Regions from separate parts of the Mus musculus genome. Here region 1 is linked to region 2. The links are chromatin loops, found by intact Hi-C in ENCODE. Cell type or tissue: heart. All regions are shown on one strand. Links, peaks and the distances in the headings refer to the core of each region. The heading gives the core; the rest is flanking DNA.

The links. A loop is a pair of places that touch in the nucleus more often than their neighbours do. Peaks named below come from ENCODE experiments on the same cell type or tissue, not always from the same donor. Only the 100,000 strongest peaks of a DNase experiment are listed, where the experiment ranks them.
Region 1: a loop joins it to region 2, with 5 times the contacts of the local background. A loop is called at or near these places in 1 of 42 quality-filtered maps.

Annotation. Positions count from the first base shown.
Region 1 is chr10:110,916,999-110,923,814 of GRCm38, reverse strand. Csrp2 (cysteine and glycine-rich protein 2) reads right to left here and starts at 3,639. Exons shown (of 6, transcript NM_007792.4): 1 at 3,561-3,639. In heart, for the core only: no CTCF peak of the experiment used is centred there; DNase peaks (open chromatin) are centred at 3,654 and 4,554; H3K4me3 peaks cover 4,551 bases; H3K27ac peaks cover 4,553 bases.
Region 2 is chr10:111,096,997-111,103,812 of GRCm38, reverse strand. No RefSeq gene overlaps it. Among named protein-coding and RNA genes, the nearest start is that of Gm29916, 17 kb to the right of the region's middle. In heart, for the core only: CTCF peaks have their summits at 3,333 and 3,549 (motif pointing right); DNase peaks (open chromatin) are centred at 1,362 and 3,552; H3K4me3 peaks cover 710 bases; H3K27ac peaks cover 1,924 bases.

The DNA of each region.
Region 1 (6,816 bases), core at 889-5,888, 180 kb after region 2:
AGCACAGGAATGGACTCCTGCCCACCCGGGGCTCCTCCATGCAGTGTGGCCGGTGCCCCCAAACTGTGATGTTTCAACAAGAAGCTCTTCCTAGTTCTCTCTGCTCACCGAAGTCTAATGTCACCATGGAAAGAAACCTCCCCTCGACTGAGTGACCCTGGCCTCTTCGCGTTAGCTAATGTGCATGCCGTCACCACAATGCCTTCAACGGGAGGACAGCAAAATTCTTGACATGGATGTGGGTGGTACCTGCCCGGTCACACTCTGTAATTAAACGCGGATATGCTGTAAGTTTGGTAATCTCTGGACCCAACCCATCCCAGAGCAATCAGCAATCTGTGAATGTGACCAGATACTTCAGAACTATTCACACAATTCAACATCCTCACCTTCTGCACATGGAGAACCTGGATTTAGATGCCAAGATTCCTGCGTATTTGGCAAATGATAAAGATAACATTTTATCTGCCAGTTTTCTTATTTTAAAAATGAAAGTGATGCTGATTTATATCATAAAGCTGTTCTGAGATTAAACAATATATGCAAACCACCCTTACAATAGTGTCTGTTACATAGCAGGTAGTCACAATGACAAATACTCCTGTAATATTTACCATATTCATTTACATTGTTTATTGATATAGTCTTCACAACTAAATGGTAAGTAGGCATTGCCATGATTCTCATTTTTTATGGCTGGAAAACCTGGTAAATATTAACTATGAAAACAAGAGACTTAGAACACCAATAGAGCTCACTGGCAGCCACAGAGATAGCAGTACTGTCACCTGTGGCTATGCCAAAGATTCGTAGCATTTGCTATACTAGATTCGATTCTCTCTCCATTCCTTTTGTGAAGCCACCAGGAAACCGTTCCTACAGTTAACTGTCAAGGCCCTTCGCCTTGCTGTATCCAAATCTGTCTGAACTTTTATTACTAGGCAAAAGCAATTAGTACTGTTGGCACAAGGAGCTCGTGAAAATGCAAGGACCTGGCTAAGTCTCTGCAAATGATTCACACACAGTACACTATGGCTCTCCCTCTACAGCCTACAACAATAAAATCTAACAGCCAGAAGCCGCGCCTTGCTTTCCCTAGAATGCAGAATGAGAAGCAGTCCTCTAGATCTTGATTTTCAATGCAAGAAATTCAACTCCTTCAAATCTCAGTCACACGTGCTGTCTCTTATATATTTAAAAACGTTTTGGACCAGGCACAGGTCTGTAATCCCAGCTTAGTTGGGAGACTCTGACAGGATGGTCTAAAGTTCAAGGCCAGCCTAGGAAACTGCAAAATTTTGTCTCAAAATGAAAAAAATTAAAAGGGTGGATTGTGGCTCCCTTCAGAGTCCTTGCTTAGTATTCACGAGGTCCTAGGTTCAAGCCCAGTACTATAAACAACACACAACAAGAAGCCACAGGTTTGGAGAAGAGGCCTGGGACATACAAACAGGATTCCTTCCCTAGGTGTTACCCAACCGACAGGACCCAGGAGCTGGCAAGCAAATTCCAGTCCAGGCAGTGATGGAGTCCTGAGGAAACCTCGGGAGGTCTGAGGATGGAGGGAAGGGCTGGGGGATGTTCAAGTGGAAGTCCCCTCTCTCTGGAGAGACTCCCACCAAGAACCATTTCACTCCAAGTTTCAGAAAGCGCAGGAAGTTATCTAAAACCACAAGCAACCCACCACATACATATCCCTAAGGTTGTACCTTGTACTTAGGCATTCCTTACACACACACCCTACCCAGACACACCCTTTCCCTCTCCCCCACCACCCCAGCAAGGATGCTATTAGACCTATTTCACAAGGCTGAGACCAGAGAGTGTTAACGTGTTAGGGGCACCAAACCAAGGGGTACTGACTTGGGAGTGACACTCTAGACTTGATTTCTGCCCTCCCATGTTACACCTCCTCTCCCTTAGAGGGTCCCCTATGTCCATCTCATTCATCCCTCTCATTTGTAACAGAAGGAAAATGGAAACCAAAGGCTTGAGCTCTCAAAGCTATGTATTGACAGAGTTATGCCTGGACCTAGTATCCTGTCCCCCTACTTGATACCAACATTTATGCTATCTTTTAATAAAGATACAATTTCCCTCAAGTCCAAGACTGTGCAACTTCACCAGGATGGCCCTCCAATCAGTACTGATTTTAGCATGCTCTTGAGCATATTCCATATCAGCCAAAAATTTTCAAACAAGATTGGGAGGAATCTGTTAACAATTTATGGTGTTAAAAAAAAAAAAAAAAAACACCACGTTGGCTGAAATCTGTTAATAAATATCTACTGCTCCCCACAACGGGGCCTTGTCTGTTCCCGCCTTCTTTATTCAGTTAACAAGCACCGAGGTGTGCTCCAACATATTCAAGATAACTAAGCAAACAGTGTTCCAGAGACTCATGGGATGTATACGTCTATGGCAACCTGGCTATAAAAAGTGGGGTCAAACAGCCTTGAGGAGTAATGAAGGAATTATCAGTAACAATTACAAGGCAATGGCAGAGAATAGGGTCCCAAATGTCACTTGTATGCAGTGTTGAGATTGTATGAGTCTCTCTTTTGAAATCTACCGTTTAAATCTTTCTTGAAGAATCTGGGTACAAGAATCACTTCCTTTTTGGATTCTTTGGTTTTATGTAAGTAGAGATTAAGCACGCATTGAAAAAGTCAATAATTTAACTATTTTCGCTGCCCAAGTTAAAAAATTACTACACCCAGCCCCCCCCCCGCCCCGAACTGAAAAGCATTTAATAAAGTAAAAATGTATGCGACTCAAACAAAACAGGTCAAACCAAATATTTACTCAAAAAGTAATCAGGTAAACAAATAAAGTTCAAAGTCCTGGCTTCCAAGGGGGCAGAAGTTTCAAGAGCTCTCCCCTCACCTCACCCCTTACCTCACGGATGCCTATAACTATTATCTAGCTCTGAACCCATACTGTGACTTTTAGGACCTGTTGCAGAATTTCAGAACCAAGCAATGCTGTATCCTTGTTTGTACTTTAAAGGTAGAAAGCACCAGGAAAAGCTAGGAATGTTCAACTAGAATTTCACTATGGTTCCTTCTGTGCCGGGTGGGCAGAGACCACCGAACAAAGGCGATGGCCAGGAGCTCCGTTTCGCCACAGGAGAACTGGAGCTCAGAGGGTATGGAGACGCCCACCACCCCAGAGTACCCACCCAATTCCCGAGAAGGTCGTCAGGGCTGGGCAGACACACCCTTGGGGCACTGGAGCCCCGAAGCCTCTAACCCCTCCTACCCGAAGGGGAGAATCAGCCCTGGGAGGGAGCCTGGGGCTACAAAAAGAGGCATTGGCGGCCACGAGAAACTCCCAGCTCGCCTCTCTCCCAGAGAACAGGATGGAAAATTAAAGGTCACAGGGGATGATTTACCTGCCCCAAGGACATGAGGTCCCAGGGCAGGGATGGTCTGGGGGCGACAGCAGGTGTGCTAGTGGACCCCGCATTGGGGCAGAAGTGAGAGGACGGGTGGAAGCATAGTCAGGAGCAGGGGTGGAGATGACAGGGACCGCGGGGCTGCAGGCTTCCTAGGACTCACCCGAGTGGGAGGAGGGAGCACGCGGCGGGCGGAGCTAACGAGGTCTGACCGAGGAAAGCCGCGGGCGGATCCGGAGACTGGCGGGAGCGCGTGTGCCCGCTTTTAAAGACTTATGTTGGGCGTGGCCTTGTTCGCCACGCCCATCATCGGTCATGCCCCTCGGGGTGTGCGATGGTCTCCGCCCGGCCCGCTGAGCTGGGCTCCCGCTGCGGGTTTCGAGCTCTGGCCCCGAGACAAAAGACCGGAATCCCGCCTCTTCCTGCGGCTTCCCGCGCGTCCGAGTCTCCCACCGTCTCCGGCTGCTCCTACCCGCCGGTCCCGGGACGTCCGGAGCACTCAGGATCGGCCCGGAGCCAGCGAGATCCGGTGTCGCCCCGTGGGATTCCCGCCACCCTTTACTGCACAAACGCCATATGTTAGCCTCCGGGGTGCAGGACTCCCCGGTGCAGGATAGTCTCTGGTCAGAATCCCGGCTTCTGGAATCCGCAGCTTTCCTGTCGCGAAAGAGCTGCATTCCTCATCTAGACTAAACAAATGACGTTATGAAAACACCTCATTCCCCAAGTGTTTTGCTTTCCCCCACCACTCTTTGCTGAGGGGGGAAGAAACCCACAACCCACGCAGAAACCCTGGCGCCAAAAGGCTTCGGGTTTCAGTTTGCAATTGTTTGCAGTTGTCCGAAAAGTCCAGGGATGTCTCGCCGGCGAAGACAGCAGAAAGGACCTAAAATCTGGGCTTGAGGTGACATATTATTGTTCTAGACAAAAAGCAAAATAATGTCATCTCTATCTGGTTTGTATTCTAGGACATTTGGTGATCCACTTCTCTGTCATCAGTAGTGGGTTGCCCTAAGAATTAGTATTTGAAGAGTGGTGACCTCCACGCCGCAATAGGCAGCGACCAAAACTACTCCCCTCTGTCACAAATCGATCACCCCTTTCATCCAGGCGCAACATCATGCTGTTAATAGCCTAGTTCTTTGGTGGGGGTTAGGATGACTTTAACTGATAGATGCCAGTACCCTCGCGTTGCGACAATAAAAAATTTCCCGCTTACGTTGCCAAAGGCCCTGTTAGGGGGGGTAGGAGGAGGCAGAGTTGAGGAAGGCCCCTCCGGTGACAAAGTACAGGCCTGGTTTATGCCTTTTTATGTCGTATGCTGGGCCCAATCCAAAATAAGCTCGTAATTGCAGCCAGATTCTCTGTCCACCAAGGACTGTTGAAAAACAGTGCAAGTAGTGATTGACATCTCCCCCAGATTGCGGCAGGAGTTTGAAAGCATGGGTGCCTGCTGTGAGCTTTTCTAAATACCAGCAATTCTTACATTCACGATTCCGATCTGTTTGCTTTACCTCCGCAGCTTGCTGCACTTCTTACGGGAGGGGCTTCTGGTTTGTTTTCACTGAAGGAAGCAGGGTAGTTCATGTTCCCTTTTTTTCAGCAAGCGATTGTCCTTTTTCTGCTACTCCTGAGGTCCACTAGAGTTTCTCTGAGGAAGGGGCCTAAGGACTGGACCTGTTGTTTTTCTGTCAAACTATCTGTCCCTACAGTCTAAGGTCAAAACTTATCATGTGTAGCAAAGCTATTTATGGAAGTTGTGGTGGGTTTGAACGAAGACGGCCCCATAGGCTCATAGGAAGCGGCACTATTTGAAGGTGTGGCCATTTTGAGTGGGCGTGGCCTCTTTAGAGGCAGTGTGTCATTGGGGGTGGGCTTTGAGGTTTCAGAAGCGTAAGGTCCAGTGTGTCTCTTTCTTCCTGCTGCCTGCCCACCAAGATGTAGAATTCTCAGCTGTCTCTCCAGCCTCACAGCCTGTGTGCTGCTATGTTCTCCGCCACGATGATAATGGACTAAACCTCTGAACTGTAAGCCAGCTCCAATGAACTATTTTTCTTTATAAGACTTGTGACAGGAGCTGGTGAGATAGCTCAGTGAGTAAGAGCACTGACTGCTCTTCTGAAGGTCCTGAGTTCAAATCCCAGCAACCACAATGTAGCTCACAACCATCTGTAATGAGACCTGACGCCCTCTTCTGGAGTGTCTGAAGACAGCTATAGTGTACTTACATATAATAAATAAATAAATCTTAAAAAAAAAAAAGACTTGTAACATCTTTTCACAAAAATAGAAACCCTAAGACAAAAGTAGTTCTGTTGTCTGTTCTCTGTATATATTTCAGTAAACCCGGGACTGGTGTACATTGATTTTTTTTAAATGTATTTGTATTTAACTATCAATATTTTAAAATATCATTTACTTATTTAAATGTTTAAAGTCGGAATTTCAGTTGTGAATGTGAATAAGTTCTTTTAGCTTTTAAAATAGAAATGGTAGTGAGAAAAGGTGTGACTTTTGGCTAGAACACGTGGTCTCAACACTCAGCTCCGCAGTGTGCCAGCTTGGTTCTGAAACAGCCTCGCAGGCAGTGATTCTCGACCTTCCTAACACTGCAACCCTTTAATGCAGTTCCTCATGTTGTGATGACCCCTTACCATGAAATCAGCCCCAGTGACATACTCCTTCCAACAAGGCCACACCTCCTAATCCTTCTCAAACAGTGCCATTCCTCGTGACTGGACACTCAAACATAGGAGCTCATGGAGGCCATTCTTATTCAAGCCATCACATCTATAAGATAACACTATGCAGCTTGTAAGAGAACAAATGATTTGCTGTATGCAAAATACCAAGCATAGCACCCGGCCCAAGCTAAATATTCCCTAGGTGATTGTTATATTAGGAATGGATATCATAAAACCCCGTTTTGCTTTTTAAAGAAAGAAGCAGAGGTCGTCTTCTGCTAACCAGTCAAGATACCTTCTTAAAGGTTTTGAAGTAGAGAGGTATTAAGTGTTCTCTAAAACAACTAGGAGAATTTAGTAGAAAGAGATTTGTGTGCCTGGAGAAGGGCTAGTTGGAAAAATTCAACTTTGTGGGCAAGACTAAGTCCTCCTTACGGCCACATAGTTCTTATCTGTTTGACCCCTTCAACCTTGAAGGCAAAATGGAAGGTTTTAAAAAAAAATGTCTAGAAGGAGTTTTCATTTTCCACACAGTGCCTGTGTATCAGATCCTTCCATGTCTGGAACCAATTTTCAGTCAAAATTCTGTGCCAAGGTCAGTGTCCTGAGGCAACTTGAACCAAGGCTGAGTTCCTTTATAACGTTGTGTTTGAAGCTTAGATTTTTCAAATAGTCGTATTGTTTCCATTTCTTATCTTTTCTTAAAAGCTGCCAATCAAACTGCTGTGACTAGAC
Region 2 (6,816 bases), core at 687-5,686:
CTGTCACAGCTTTCTCCCATGATGCTTTTGCCTTGTCACGGACTTAAAAACAACAGACCAAGCTGAGCATGGACTGAACTCTCAAACCCGAGGCTCCCACCAGAGGCTCCTCGTTTGCTCTCTATTGCTGTGATAAATATCACGGCCAAGAGTAACCTGGGAGAGGAAAGGGTTAACCCAAGTTATAATCCACCAGGAAGGGAAATCCAGGCAGGACTCAGAGGTAATGGAGGAACGCAGTTTAGAAACTTGCTCCTGGTTGCTGAGCTTATTTATTTATTTTTATTCATCCCAGAACTATCAACCCAGGAGTGGTCTGGACTATTCCACATGGATCATTGGTGAAGAGAATGCTCCCCCACAGACTTGCTCACCGGCCAATCAGATGGAGGCATTTTTCTCTCTTCCCAGATTGCCCTAGCTGTGTCAAGCTAACGCAATACTGACCAGCACAGACTTCTTGCTCATGTTCAGGAAGCTAACGGAGCACTTCTCTTAGCTAAGTCAGCTGCTTATTCTCTGCGGTTGCTGCCTCACGGTCGGACGGACGGACGTGAAGTCTGATGACTCACGCCATGCCGCTTGACAATAGCCAATCCTGGGTGCTCTGTGACCGTGACACCCCCAGCTTTGGCACTACTCACTCGCTACTCTGAATTTGAGTCTTTCCATTTCTGACACCTACAAGCCTCCCCTTTCTTACATGGATTTGAGTATGAGGAGCGGAGGGGGCCAGTCTACATCCGGTCAGTTCATGGATCAAAACAAAAGCACGACTATAAAGGATCAGAGAATCAATATTATCTATATTATCCCTCAGCTTGCGGCTACTACACCTGGGTGGGGCTGGGGGCGGGGCAGCAACCTGAGAGACGGGGGGGCGGGGGGGGGGCGGGGGGGGGCACGTTCTGAATGAAGCAAGCTTTTGATTCCGCTGCCAGAATCCTGTCTGCTTCACCTGCAAAGATGAAACAGAATTTAGAAACTTGATTGTCTGTCTTGAAGACCAGAAAGTCTGACGCTCATAAGATTGAAGGCATAGGTGATTTAAGAAACATCCACAGCAGTGACTGGTCCAAGTTCTTTGAAAAGTGTCTCGGAGGCGTTCGCTTTCCTTTCAAGATTCGGAATGCGCAAGAAGCTGCTGATTGGTGGCTTGGTTTTACGCTTAGTCTTGGATAAAGAAACACTGTTGGAAAACAAACTTGGTAACAAGAACCACACATGGAAACTACCGCATCAATGCAGGATTAATCGGCTCCAAACACGCACAGATTCCCCTCTGCTAAAGCAGGAAATACTCTGGGTCCCACCAGCTGCATCCTCCTCGCTGGAGGCCAAAGATGCCAGAGATATTTAAGCCTAAGTGCTTTCGGTTCTGTCCTGGCCAGAGGCCACGGGTGCCAGGAAATAGAAGCAGTTTTGCCTTATCTCCCTTGGCCTAAAGGAACCCTTTTCCCAGAAACCAAATATGATGTCAGGGCTGAGACCAGGAATGGGAGCGGGCTTGATCGGCTCACCCCAGCTCCAGGCCTCCATCCAGTGAGGTCTCATTGGGAGACTCACTGGAATCCCACTTTCTGGGAACCCAGTGGCATGGGGACCCTGACTTTTTCCTTTTTGAGTTTTCTGCAATAGAACCGTTCTTACTAAAACTCACCCTCTGTGAGTCATGGAATTCATTCTTCCAGTTCGTGAGAAGAGAACCTGAAAGCCACTGGCTCCAACCGCTGTGGTTTTCTGAGTTATCTGAGACCCTAGTTCCCCAAGGTGAGCTCACAGAGCAGAAGAGAGGCCCTGCTCACAGACACCTCAAACTTTACATATTGTTAGAATCTGATAAGTCAAAAATTACTTAAACTGCAACTCAAGATGGACATTGGTCAACATGGATGTAAATAATTCCAGCGTTAGGGTTAATTTAATGGCTGTGGCTGGCCTCCTTCAGATTCAAACTCATCATGGCTGCTTGGGAATGCTTAAGACAACCCACAGTTCCTTTAGGAGACTGTAGTACAAGCCATAGCTGCTAAGGCAACTCATACAAAAGAGAGCATGCTGTTGCTTTAAACAAATTCCTAGTTTTGACATAAGAAATGCAGTTCTTGGCCAGGCGGCTCAAATTCTACATAGGGAAGAAGAGTTCAGCAAGCTAACAGACAAAACGAGTGAGGGCATAGTAGCTACTGGGCAAAGATTACTATTCAAGGACAGATTACAGACTGGGCAAAGCCGGAACACGCGAGCATCAGGATTGCAACTTCTTACCTGTTTAGCCCAACCCGGAACCTTGTGCGCTTCCTGTGTGAGCATTTGGAAACCAAGTGTCAGGTGTTTGCAAGTGGGATTCCAGAAAACTGATTGTGCTTCATAGCTTGGCCAACACTGTTTTTTCCATTAATAAAGTTTGGGAGAGCAAAAGAGAAGGAGAGGAAAAGGGGGAGGAGAAGGAGGAGGAGGAAGGAGAGCAGGTGGGAGGCAAAGGAGGAGGAGAGGGAGGAGGGGAGGAGTGAGAAGAATAGGAGGAGAAAGAGGAGAAAAAAGGGGGGAAGGGGAAGAGGAAGGAGAGAAAGAGAAAGGAGGGGGAGAGAAAAAGGAAGGAGGGGAGAAGGGAAAGAGGGAGAAGGTTGTTCTATGTAATTTGTGTAGTTCTGCATTACCCCTCTCCTTCAGGGGTTCTCTTTCTATAAGCAACTTGCCTATTTTTTTTTTTAATGTATCCCTTAGCGAGACCCAGCAGTGTTAGATTAAATGTTGCTTGCTGTTCTCTGTGTTGGTAACTTCCATTTCCAATAAATTCTCTCCCCCTCCTGCCTCTGTATTTCTGGTACTGGCTTTATTCTGTGGTAGAAATCGTGTTGGGGGCAGAGTGCAAACCCTTCCTTTGGTACATGAAAGGGCCGGCCATTTTCTACTCACTCTGAAGGGGAGCTGCATTCAAGCACGCATGCCCGGGCCTAAAATGTCAGTGCTTTGCCATGCAGATTTGTGCACACACGAAAAGGAATTCAGTTCACCTCAGGGTTGTAATTTAAATAATCGAACCACTTTTTTTTGCAGTTCATTGACTATAGTCCCCCCAAAGCCCTGTGAAGATGTTACACCCTATTTTAAGACATAATATAAGATATCTTAAAATAAAATCACACTTACAAACCACTTTGTAAGAATTGCACAATCAAAGCTTAAGGTATGCTGAAGTCACAGCTTTCTGAAAATCACTAATAATTCCCTTTTATCCTATGCAAAATGATAGTGATACCAGGATTTGTGAAACATGTATTCATGACACATGTACTTCTATATTGTGATGCTTATCTTGAGGTGTCTGGAAATATACAAAAATTGGACTATAAATTGGAGTGCTCTACCTTAGATCAATATTATGGCCATCTATCTATCCAGATATAAATAATACACGTCAAGTGTTTATTTGGGGGGGCCATAGGCCAGACATTTAAAAACTGCAGTTACATGACCAGTATATATAGAAGAATCTTGCTGGAATAAATACAATTACAGGGAAAGTCAGATAGTTCCCCATCCTGGCCAGCAGGTGGCACTAGAGCAGCTTCGATGTCAAACCAAACAAAGGGAGGAAATAAATGCCAATCAAATCCCAACTGCCTTTTGTTGAAAACCAGGCAACTCAACTGCTTGTTTATATTTGAATATGTCTTATTTGCCTTCCTAAGTCGATTGTTGCTTGAACTGATGGACACTTTAGGCTCAGCTAAACACTGATCGGAACCTTCCTGTGCTTTGGATTCCTTCCTAAGAACGAATATAAAAATAATTTGTACTTTATCGATGCCTACAGGCATGGAAATGCATCAGTACTGAACACAGTCAACAAATGTCAGTCATTTTAACTCTACACAATGACCACCAGGTGCACATAGCAGGAAATGAAGGGATGTGGATGCAGAAATGAATGGGATGCTTACGGACCTGGTTGGTGTTTATAATTCAGAGGTTACTATGTATCAAAACACCCACAAAACAGACAGATACAAAAACAACCCTTTACAGTGGCAATATGACTTTTTTTGTTTTTTTCTTAAATAGGTTCTCATGTTGCCCAGAACAGCCTCAAGCTCGCTTATTATGCTAAGGCTGCCGTCTTGATCATCCTGCCCGGCCTCCCAAGTGTGGGGACTGTAGCCATGCAGGCAGGCAGCTCTGGCAGTGCAGTGATTCTTAATAAGTATATAACCTCAAAAGATGGTTGAAATGGCAACCTGTTTCATTATCTTCTTTTTGCTAAGAAATGTCAGCCTCAGTGGTTTCAACCCTATTCATACACAGATACAAAAGACTTTCACAGCCCTTCTCTGGCTCTCTTGCTCTCTTCCCCTCTTACCCCTCTGTTTCTTCTCTCTCCACCCCTCCACCCCCACACATGCTCATGGCTGGCCTCTACTCCTCTGCTCTGTGTGTGTGTGTGTGTGTGTGTGTGTGTGTGCCTCTCTTTCTCTGCCTTTCTCTGTCTCTACTACCCCCTCAACTCCCCTCCCCATGCCCTAAATAAACTCTTTTCACTACTATAGTCCTGTGACTGGTCCCTCAGGGGGAAGGGATGCCTCAGCATGGGCCTCGCAGAAGCACACCCCCACACCATACTGTGCCTCCACCAAACATATCCCTGGTGTCTCTTTCTTTTTTATAAAACACAACGACAGTATCAAAACTACAGTTGCAAAATAGCACCAAATAATTTGTAGCAAACAATACATTTATGGCTGGGGGTCACCACAACATGAGGAACTGTATTAAAGGGTCCCAGCATTAGTGGTTGAGAACCGCTAATATTTAAGATGTTAGGGTGTGAGAAGTCAAGGGTTCACGAGTAGCTACATTGTCCCCTGCCAGAACTTTCAAACAAGCGCTCAAAACTATCCATATTGGACAAACTCCCCAAAACTCAATGGCCTGGGGGTGTAACTCAGTTGCTGGAGTGGTTGTATGCCTTGGATTCTATCTCTAGCACTTCATAAACCAGGCATGGTGGTGCATACCTGTAGTCCCAGCACTTGGGAGTTGGAGGCAGGGGTATCAGGAATTGAAGGAAACCCCTGGCTGCGTAGGGACCTAGAGGACAGCTTGGGATAGAAAGCCAATCTCAAAACAAAACAAAACAAAACAGACAAAAACTCCAACAACAGCAGACATATTCCAGCTGTTGTGAGGCATCAAGGAGACAGCGAATTCAAACGTGCCCGTTAACAGGTGGCAGCCATCTTGCCCTGATCGTTTTGTATGTTAGAGATTGAGAGCTAATACTCCATGGGTTGGATTTGGCTCAAAGATATATTTCTTTCAGTTTTGTTTAGAGGGGTTTCTATGACTACACCAGTTTGGGTGAATCACTAGAAGGAGCTGCAGGACTCTTCAGAGTATTCAGGACTCACTCTGTATGGTAGTACTCAGATGTCTATGTGGTAGTACTCAGGACTCAGTGTGGTGGTACTCAGGACTCAGTGTAGTAGTACTCATGGTTACATTTATGATTTTTATGGCTGAAAAAAAAATACACAGCAAAATCAGCAAAAGAAGAAGCATGCTGAATAAGTACAGAGAAAATCAGGTGCAGGTTCCCAAAGGTCCCCTCCCATGAGTCCCATGAGCCGGAGGTGCTCAATCGCCCCACTAACAAGTTGTGACAGTGCTAGTAAAAATTGACAAACCAGAAGCTCATTAGAGACTCCAGGTCCTGAATTTTATTGGAGACTAGTGATGCAGGCAGCATCTGCCAGACACACCTACAATACCCAAATTCTAGACTCCCTGTGGGGAGACAGTGATCAGCTCATATCAACATCTCGGCATGGCCCGTCACTCTTAGCAGGCTAAAGATGGTAGGAACCCTTCTGAAACCCACCCTCCCAGAGGCCCTTGGGGCAGGAGTAGGGGGTAGGGGATGGAGTGTGTGGGGTGAGTGGAGGCTGCTCTGTAAACACATCTTTCTCAGCAGAGTCACTTCAGTCTATAGTGTAAGCTCTTCTTTGTTTCGATATGCACGGGAGTTTTCCCCTTAAAGGTTTCATTTAAAGCCATTGAAGTTAACTCAGAGTTCTTGTCATTGAGTTCTGCTTGATAGCATTTAAAAATTAAGAAATTTCAGTCAGTAAGGACCTCTAACCTGTGGAAACTACGAGACCGCGGGGATATGGAATGCTATTTCCATATGGCAATAATTGATAACCAAATATAGATGAGGCTTGTGTGGCTTCAGATCCCACTAGTCTGTATTACTCCTGGTAACCCTTCGAATGGAGTGCCAGTTGCCTTTAACAGTATACACACTCATCTGGGCTGCCTGTGTCAAGAAGAGCCGGTGACAGGCAGGGGAAGGGAGCAGACTGGTGACATACTGCGGAGTCACAGTTAACGATTATGCAAAGAGATCACAGCTAATGAATTCCTGCTGCTCAGTTTCCCAGACATGCCAAGCAACACAGAACTCCCCATCCCAACAGCTATTTGTGAGCATTCTTGGGTCAATGTGACAGTGCTCTTACGATAGCTGCATTGTAATGCTGCTTTATTTAAGCCAACTTGAACAGACTTTGTTCCTAGCCGTGCAAATATTACAGACTGAAATAATGACAATACAAATTAATCATTGTATATACCGTTGATGACTTATGAATTGAATCTACTGGTTACAAACCACTTGGTCTTGGTAAAGTGGATCAGCACCAGGTAAAGAGAGTCTGGTGACCCGTTACACAGACGCAGCAGTTACAGGAGCAGTTTAAGTGGCACACTAATGAAGGAAAAGCTACCAGCATCCACTTGAGAAAGGGTCAGTGC